Regions from separate parts of the Homo sapiens genome. Here region 1 is linked to region 2. Evidence: chromatin contacts called from ENCODE Hi-C or POLR2A ChIA-PET data. All regions are on one chromosome and are shown on one strand. The core of a region is the stretch at or near the end of the contact, and the rest is flanking DNA. Distances in the headings are between cores, read along the strand shown. Region 1 has its middle 73 kb from the start of MIR4771-2. Region 2 overlaps LOC124907867 (periaxin-like).

Region 1 (4,978 bases), core at 240-2,739, 460 kb before region 2:
ATGCATGCTCTAGGAGGAATAGTGTGTCCTTTCTCTTCTTCTCCTTTTTTTTTTTTTTTTTTTTTTGAGATGGAGTCTTACTCTGTCGCCCAGGCTGGAGTGCAGTGGCTTGATCTCTGCTCACTGCAACCTCTGCCTCCTGGGTTCACGCCATTCTTCTGCCTCCGTCTCCCAAGTAGCTGGGACTACAGGTGTCCACCACCATGGCCAGCTAACTTTTTTGTATTTTTAGTAGAGATGGGGTTTCACCATGTTGGTCAGGCTGGTCTTGAACTCTTGACCTCAGGTGATCCACCTGCCTTGGCCTCCCAAAGTGCTGGGATTACAGGCGTGAGCCACCGCGCCCGGCCTCTCTTCTTTAGTCCAGAAGATGGACTGTGTGAAGAAAGTCTCCGCCCAGCCACTGTCCTGAGGGTTTATAAAAGTCCACCTCACCCTTACCAGCTCGAGTTCCTAAAAGGTGAGGAACTTTGTGGTGATAATTTTAACATTACAGTATCTATTCAGATAGGTAGAAAACTGACTTATTCTGTTTATTTTTTTATTTATTATTATTATTATTATTATTTTGAGATGTAGTCTTGCTCTGTCACCCAGGCTGGAGTACAGTGGCGCAATCTCAGCTCACTGCAACTTCCGCCTCCCAAGTTCAAGCAATTCTCCTGCCTCAGCCTCCCAAGTAGCTGGGACTACAGGCACCATATTAGCCAGGATGGTCTTGATCTCCTGACCTTGTGATCCACCCACCTCGGACTCCCAAAGTGCTGGGATTACAGGTGTGAGCCACCTCACCTGGCCTAAACTGCCTTATTTTAAAGCCTTTAGATTGTTATGTGTTTTGGGCATGTAATGCCTATTGAATGAATCTTATGTGTGGTGAGCATAATTATTTCAAAACATCTATGATCCAATAATTCTTTAATATTATCTCCTTGAACTTGCACACTGGCTGTCTATCACTGTTCAGGTGGAAAAGAAAGTAAACTTCTTTAAACAAGTGGCTTCAGGATCACAGTAACATTTGTTTTAGGGCTGTGTGTGTGTGTGTGTGTGTGTGTGTGTGTATCATGTTTTGATACTTAGATGCTTAGACTCAGAGCAGTAGCTCTGCTGGGGACTTAGTGAGTGACGGAATACCAGCAAATGGCCACATGTGGGTGTGCGTTCTCCACGTATGGATCAGAGACCTGGAGCACATGGAGGTTCTGCCAGCTCGCACACCAGCATTCAGCAAGCAGATGGTCCTGGCAATATTTGCAGCCATTGAAAATCATGTTTTCCAAGAATATTTAATGACGGAGAGAAATATGATCTAACGTGAAGTGAATTGCATCAAGACTCTGAACTGTGTACCCAGGATGGTCTGATGAGTCAGCTATAATAACCACAGGCAGGAAGTGGAGCCAACCAAACCCTGCTGACTCATTCCCATGGACGGGGAGAAGGGGAGGAAGCTCCTATAGAAGGTGCCCAGCCCTGGGAAGGTCAGTTAACGCCTGACTGACAGGGTCAGAGGAGGAGGAGGAGCGAGCCGGGCAAGAAAGGGGGCGAGGCTGCTGGGAACAGGACAGGGCAGCACCCCTGCAAAGGTCATCATGTGGACCATTTTCCCAGGTGCCAACCCCAAACTGTCCTACCCTTTTCACTAAAGGGTGTTGGCTGCCGAGCTCTTGTTTGGTAGTTCCTTGAGTGTCCCTTAAAGTCACGTCTACATGCTTTTTAAATTTTAATTTTACAGTACTATTTGAAAGGCAACTTGAATGTGGTCTAGTCCCATAACTAGAGGGTCGGCTGAAATGAATCTATGTGGCTTCAAAAATAAATTGCAAATGTATCTTTCAGTTGTCAACCCTAATAGTTATCAATAACTTGCTTTGGGAAAGATCTTTCATCTCTATGTATTTACTATGATTAGACTCCATTAATACTATTAATATTAATAATAATATTAATCTCTGTGGCCTTTGCAAACAGTGGTGTTTATTTATTTGTAGCTGTTGGTTCAGATAGAACTGAAAAGGAGGGAAAGTGGTTTGTCTTAAGAAGGTGATGAGATGGAAAAGAACACCTTCTGGTTCTGAAGTGACCGCTTTCCACGTGCCATTTTCCCGGCCCTGCTGCCCTGTGACCTCTCCCAGGATCACTTAAGGAAAGAAAGAGGAGCTCAGACTTCCCTTCAGGGGTCTGACACCCTGGGGGCTTGGCTGCCACAGGAGTTTCTTGGCATTCAGGCTGGGGACATCCTAATTCTTGCACCTGAGAGGCCCTGTCTCTCTTCCTCCAACATTACTGACAGGCATCACGGGGTTAATTGGTGTGTGTCTAAGTTCCTTCCAAGGGAAAAGTTGTGCACATCCTTGTTAAGAGGAAAAGGAAAAAAAAAAGCTTGTTTTTTTCAGGAGGTCTACATGTTTATTGTTGAAAATGTGTATATTGACTCTCTGCTATGTATCTTCTTGTTTTTTTAAATTTTTACTTTGAAATAATTATAGACTCATATGAAGTTGTAAACATAGTACAGAGAGGTCCTGGGTACCCTCCACCCAGGTTCCCCCATTGGTTATATCTTATATAATTATAGTACAGTACCCAAACCAGGAACCTGGCATTGGTATATTGTGTGTGTATAGTTTTATGACATTTTATTACATGTGGAGAGCACTGAAACCACTACCACAATCAGGACACAGAACTGATTCGTCGCCACAAAGGGACACTGCGCTTCCCCTCCGCAGTCACACCCCCTCCGCCCCCATCGTCCCCAACCCCCGTAACCACTAATCTGTTCTCCGTGTCTATATTTTAGAAATGTTATATAAATGGAATCACACAATATATGACCTTTTGAGGCTGGATTTTATTTAATTAATTTATTTATTTGAGACAGAGTCTGGCTCTGTTGCCCAGGCTGGAGTGCAGTGGCGTGATCTTGACTCACTGCAACCTCTGCCTCCTGGGTTAAAGCAACTCTCGTGCCTCAGTCTCTCAAGTAGCTGGGATTACAGGCATGTGCCACCACTCTTGGCTAATTTTTATATAGTATTTTCAGTAGAGATGGGGTTTCATCATGTTGGCCAGGCTGGTCTCAAACTCCTGGCCTCAAGTGATCTGCCGGCCTTGGCCTCCCAAAGTGCTTGAATTACAGGTGTGAGCCACCATGCCCAGCTGGAGACTGGGTTTTTTGTTTTTTTGTTTTTTTTCACTCAGCAGGATTCCCTAGAGACCCATCCAAGTTGTGGCATATATCAATAGTCCATTCTTTTTTGTTGCTGAGTAGTACGCCATGGTGGTCATTAATTTTATGTGCCAACTTGGCTAGGTCATGGTACCCAGATATTTGGTCATGCGTTATTCTGGATGTTTCTGTGAAAGTATTTTTTTTTTTTTTTTTGAGACAGAGTCTCGCTCTGTTGCCCAGGCTGGAGTGCAGTGGCGCAATCTCGGCTCATTGCAAGCTCTGCCTCCGGGGTTCACACCATTCTCCTGCCTCAGCTTCCTGAGGTAGCTGGGACTACACGCGCCCGCCACTGCGCCAGGCTAATTTTTTGTATTTTTAGTAGAGACGGGGTTTCACCGTGTTAGGATGGTCTTGATCTCCTGACCTTGTGATCCGCCCACCTCGGCCTCCCAAAGTGCTGGAATTACAGGCGTCAGCCACCGTGCCCAGCCCACGCCTGCCTAATTTTTTGTATTTTTTAATAGAGACGGGGTTTCACCACTTTAGTCAGGATGGTCTTAATCTCCTGACCTCGTGATCCACCCACATCGGCCTCCCAAAGTGCTGGGATTACAGGCGTGAGCCACTGCGCCCGGTCTCTGTGAAAGTATTTTTAAGATGAGATTAACATTTACATCGGTAGACTTTGAGTAAAGCAGACTATTCTCTATAATGTGGGTGGGCCTCATCCAATCATTTGAAGGCCTTAATAGAACAAAGACTGATGTTACCCAAGGAAGAGGGAATTCTGCCAGCTGACTGCTTTGAGACTTGAGCTGCAACCTCAACTCATTCCAGCCTGGCAGCCTACCTTGCAGATTTTGGGCTTGCCAGCCTCCATAATCATGTGAGGCAATTCTTAAAATAAATCTCTCTCTCTCTTTACACACACACACACACGCTCGCACATGCATGCAGATGCACACCTATTGGTTCTGTTTCTCTAGAGAACCCTGACTAATACATCCATGGCATGGATATACTACAGTTTGCTCAACTATTCACTCATTGAAGGATATTTTGGTTGTTTCCAGTTTTTGGCTATTATTATAAATAAAGTAACAATGAATATTTGTATAAAGGTTTTTGTGCAGACATAAGTTTTTATTTCTCTGGGATAAATACCCAGAATTGCAATTACTGTGTTATAAGGTAAGGGTATGTTTAGCTTTTTAAGAAACTGCCAAACTATTCCCCAGAGTGGCTGTAGATTTTTATGTTCCTACTGGCAATGTGGGAGAGACCCAGTTTCTCCACATCTTTATCAGCATTTGCCATTGTTACTACTTTTATTTTAGAGGTTCTAATAGGTACGTCGTGATATCACATCATCATTGGTTTTAATGTGCATTTCCCTGATGGCTTGTGTGTTAGTTAGTTTGCATTGCTATAAAGGACTACCTGAGGATGGGTAATTTGTAAAGAAAAGAGGTTTATTTTGGCTCACAGTTCTGCAGGCTGTACAGGAGGTATGGTGCGGCATTTTCTTCTGGTGAGGCTTTAGGAAGCTTTTAGCCGTGGCAGAAAGTGAAAAGGGAGCTAGTGTGTCACATGGCAAGAGAGGAAGCAAGAGAGATGCCAGGCTCTTTTAAACAACCAGCTGTTGTGTGAACTCACAGAGCAAGAACTCACCCATCACCCAGCCGTTTATGAGGGATCTGCCACCATGACCCAAAACCTCCCACCAGGCCCTACCTCCATCAGGAATTGCATTTCAACATGAGATTTCGAGGGTACAAATATCTAAACTATATCAACTTG
Region 2 (4,469 bases), core at 345-2,844:
ATCTTGGACATTTTCTATTTCTAGATTAGAGAATATAGCATACGCTGATTTTAATATAACTGTGTATGTGACTTTTTCAGTGAGAAAAATTTTAAGTGATGTTCTAAACAATTTTTGGCATGTAGACAGAATAGTCAAATATCTGTTTAACTAGCAACATAGTTACTCGTGCATATTTAAAATACTACATGAGTATGGCCTGGCACAGTGGCTCATGCCTGTAATCCTAGCACTCTGGGAGGCCGAGGTGAGCATATTGCCTGAGTTCAGTTTGAGACCACTTTGGACAACATGGTGAAACCCTGACTCTATAAAAATACAAAAATGTAGCCAGGTGTGGTGGTGCGTGCCTGTAGTCCCGGCTACTTGGGAAGCTGAGGTGCAAGAATTGCCTGAACCTGAGAGGCAGAGGTTGCAGTGACCTGAGATTGTGTCACTGCACTCCAGCCTAGGTGACAGAGCAAGACTACATCTCAAAAAATAAAACAAAATAAAATAGGCCCTGTGCCGTGGCTCACGCCTGTAATTCCAGCATTTTGGGCAGCTGAGGCGGGCAGACCACCTGAGGTCAGGAGTTCAAGACCAGCCTGACCGACATGGTGAAACCCCATCTATACTAAATACAAAAAATTAGCCAGGTATGGTGATGCATGCCTGTAGTCCAAGCTACTTGGGAGGCTGAGGCAGGAGAGAATGGCTTCAACCTGGGAGGCAGAGGTTGCAGTGAGCCGAGATTGCGCCACTGCACTCCAGCCTGGGTGATAGAGCAAGACTTCGTCTCAAACAATAAAATAATAAAATAAAATAAAATAAAATAAAATAAAATAAAGTAAAATGCTACATGAGTTTGGAAACATTGCTTTTTCCCACATTACTCACCTCCTTTACAGCACCAGCATCTTGGTCGACACAAGATCTCTCTTTAATTATGTCACAGTTTGTTGATGAATACATTGCCTTTGCTTCAGTTAAATCAAGTAGGATGCAGTGACTCCAAGTCTGAGGGGTGCTTCCCAGGAAGAGCCACCCCCCACAGCCATTTGCAGAGCATTGGAGTAAGTTTTACCTTCATCCCTTAGATGTGAATTTGTTATCCTCACTGTGACAATCCCTTATCACATGGCTTTTAGAAGGATTCTCAAAAAGCTAGACTCTCACATTCAACTTTGCAATTGCCTGGCTGGGTGTTACGTTTCTTTGCCTCCTATTAGAGACCCTATCAGCATCTAAAACTAGCGTTGTTTGAGGATGTTGGAGCCAACGGTTCTTTGCCAGATAGAACTTTGTGTGTCCAAATAAATGGTTCAAAATCATCAAGCAAATAAATACCCTGGAATAAGAGAAGCCTCATGAGGATTTGACTCCAAATTGACTTCCTCTGTTCTGCAGTAAGAAGTTAGGAATTAAACCAAACCTTGCCTGAGGTTCAGGTATACTCAAAAGCAATGAGGTGTGGCTCAGGTGTGCGCTGGCAAGGTCACTGTGAAGTTCAGCCAGAGGCTTTGCAAGCCTGGGCCTGAGAAGCCAGACCTCTTAGATCCAGAAGGGCCAATGGAGCTGGGCTGGCCTGCTGCCACTCACAGGCAGAGACTCTGCCAGCAGAAGGGACTCTGCTGTCAGAGCTGGAGGGCAGCGGACCACATGGCTGAGGCCCAACCACAGGTCTCCTGACTCAAAACCTCTTCCCAGGGCTTGTCCTCCTCCCTAAATATATGTGCCCCAAATTGTCACCAGATCTCGGGAAAGCACTGGCTTTGTCTGGGATAAACACCAACTCCACAGCACACCCAGTCATTACCAGATTGGCAGTTGTTGTCTAGGTCTTGTGGCTTCTTGGGGTTTTCTCGGGTGTCTCTCTCCCAAATCTTTCCCCTTTCCTTTGATTATATTCACATAAACATTGAGCTTTGTAGCCCTCAAGCTCTCTCAAGCATAACTCACTTTGTCCCTCTCTGTTTCCCTATGCAGTCGCCTCTCCCTCTGCTGTCAGAGGCCCATCCAACTGCTCCAGCCCTGTGGCTCCAGCGTCTCCTCCTCTCTCTTTCCCCTGCTCTGTTTCTGGGAAGATCTATCTGAGGGTCCTGAAGGAGGAGACTCGAGGTTGTTCTCTTGGACAAAGAGGTCTGGGTGGATGACATAATTCACTTTACGTCTTAGAAAAATAACCTTGTGGCTCTTGGCTCTCCTGGGCTGTCATTTTGGTTGCCTAAGGGCTCTAGGCAGAAGGCCAGGGAGCCCAGCCCCAGCCTAGAACTTGCAGGGCTCAGAGAGCTGCAGTGACGGGGTGTCCGCTGTGCCTGCCGCCCCCCTTGCCATGGACTCTACTTGCAGAACTTCACAGCTGAGAGGCTGGCCCTGAGATTCCCCTTTATGCCTCCCAAAGCTTGCGATTGCTTAATTATACGCTGCTGTGTACCAATTTCCACTTTCTCTCCCGGTGTGTTTTGACTGATAACTTTGACTTAACCTCCTGATGCCAGAAACTATGTTGGCTACTGCTCTGGCGGCAGGAAAAGGCCGGTTCCAGGGAAGGCTGAATGCCTATTGTTCTGGATCATTTTGAGAAAAAAAAAGAGATACCTTGAAGAAAGATGAAGACAAAATATGGAAGGGTGCTGAATTTACAAAAAGCCTAAGGGGAAAAAACTCAAATGTCCCTCAGGAGTGGAATGAGTAAACAAATCATGGCGTGTTCACACAATGGAATGCTACCTACCAATAAAAAGGAATGAACTGCGGATGCACACAGAAACATGGGTGAATCCACTAGGCATCATGTTGTGTAAAAGAAAGCCAACTTGGCCAGGCGTGGTGGCTCACGCCTGTAATCTCAGCACGCTGGGGAGGCTGAGGCAGGTGGATCACTTGAGGTCAGGAGTTCAAGACTAGCCTGGCCAAGATGATGAAACCCCATCTCTACTAAAAATACACAAATTAGCTGGGCGTGGTGGCGCGTGCCTGTAATCCCAGCTGCTTGGGAGGCTGAGGAAGAGAATTGCTTGAACCCAGGAGGTGGAGGTTGCAGTGAGCCAAGATTGCACCACTGCACTCCAGCCTGGGTGACAGAGTGAGACTCTGTCTCAAAAAAAAAAAAAAAAAAAAAAAAAAAAAGCAGACGCAAAAGACATACTACATGGTTCCATTTATATGAAGTTTTAGAACAGGCAGAAATAATCCATGTGGATAGGATAGTGGTTATTGAAGAGCAAGAGCAAGGGAGAATGTGGATTGCCTGGGAGGGAAAGAGAGGCACTTCTGGGAGTGGCCTGTATCTCATTCACAGTGGTAGTCACACCTATGTATGTGTGCAAAAATTCACCCAGCTCTTAATATTTATGCACTTTACTGTATGCATGTGATGTAGTTTGGATGTTGCCCCCTCCAAATCTCATTCTGAAATGTGACCCCCAGTGTTGGAGGTGGGGCCTAGTGGGAGGTGTTTGGGTCATGGAGGCGGACCCCTCAGGAATGGCTTGGTGCCCTCTCCTCAGTAATGAGTGAGTCCTCACTCTATTAGTTCATGCTAGAGCTGGTTGTTTAAGAGAGTGGCACTCCTCCCACCGCTCTTCTTCCTCCTCCTCCTCTCTCACCTCGTGACATGCCTGCTCTCCCTTTACCTTCTGCCATAAGTGGAAGCTTCCTGAGGCTTTACCAGATGCAGATGCTGGTGCCATGCTTTTTGTACAGCCTGCAGAACCATGAGCCAAATATACATATTTCCTTTATAAATTGCCCACTCTCAGGTATTCCTGTGTAGAAAACAAAACAGACTAATATGGCATGTTACACCTCAATAAAAACCTTATAAAAATAGATAAAGGCAATGAGGAGTCAGTGGAGGAGGATCCAAGGCTCAGAAAGAGAAGGAGGTATATGAGAAGCTGAGGGAAGCAGGGGAGAGCATTTCAGTAACAGAGAGACACGGTGGACCAATGTGGAGAGACTCTTGGATTGGGTGACTGAGAAATTCTGTCCTGACAGAAAAATTTCAACAAGATAGCTCCAACTTGAAGAAAGAGCAAGGTTAAGGAAGATTCTGGAGGCTGATGTTCTTGTTCTTGTTGTTTAAGTCTTGGACGAGCCTGAGGATGTCTACAAGTGGAAGAAAAGAAGCCACTGGAGCAGAAGGTGGGGAGGATAAAATTTGGAGCAAGATTCTCAAGGAAGCAACAAGATCCTAAGGCGAGTAACCCTGAGTTTAGTTGGGAAAAGGAGGATCATTAGGAGACCAGGAGGGAAAGAAAAGGTGGCAAGGTGTCTAGCCACTCCGTGTGGAGCGTTTCTGAGGGTGCTACCAGCACAGGGTGAGCACATTGCTCCATGAGAGGGATGTGAGACCTTGAATAGAGGAGTCACTGTTGGGAATGTGAAATTTTTTCAACAAGAGATCAATACTGGAAGTGATAGAGGCCCAGAACTATAACTGGCTACACACCCAGGAAATCCCATTTTGACCAGTTACTAGCCAT

What was found. Hi-C counts contacts between places; a loop is a spot of excess contacts on that map. ChIA-PET counts read pairs that join two places held with the same protein, here RNA polymerase II (POLR2A). Pooled maps may share reads with other maps.
Region 1: a map with no recorded cell type shows a loop between it and region 2 (5-fold over the local background). The contact joins two enhancer-like sites. A Hi-C loop is called at or near these places in 3 of 37 single-sample maps with no recorded cell type and 2 of 50 pooled maps. POLR2A ChIA-PET finds 5 or more read pairs at or near these places in 1 of 52 experiments (activated naive CD8-positive, alpha-beta T cell).

Annotation. Positions count from the first base shown.
Region 1 is chr2:111,695,472-111,700,449 of GRCh38, reverse strand. No RefSeq gene overlaps it. Among named protein-coding and RNA genes, the nearest start is that of MIR4771-2, 73 kb to the left of the region's middle. Within about 2 kb of position 1,489, at least 20 of the 41 ENCODE cell types and tissues checked have a DNase peak (open chromatin) inside an H3K27ac peak, as active enhancers do.
Region 2 is chr2:111,233,341-111,237,809 of GRCh38, reverse strand. The region is part of intron 1 of LOC124907867 (periaxin-like); the gene reads left to right. The region is part of intron 3 of MIR4435-2HG (MIR4435-2 host gene); the gene reads left to right. Among named protein-coding and RNA genes, the nearest start is that of MIR4435-2, 86 kb to the left of the region's middle. Within about 2 kb of position 1,594, at least 5 of the 41 ENCODE cell types and tissues checked have a DNase peak (open chromatin) inside an H3K27ac peak, as active enhancers do.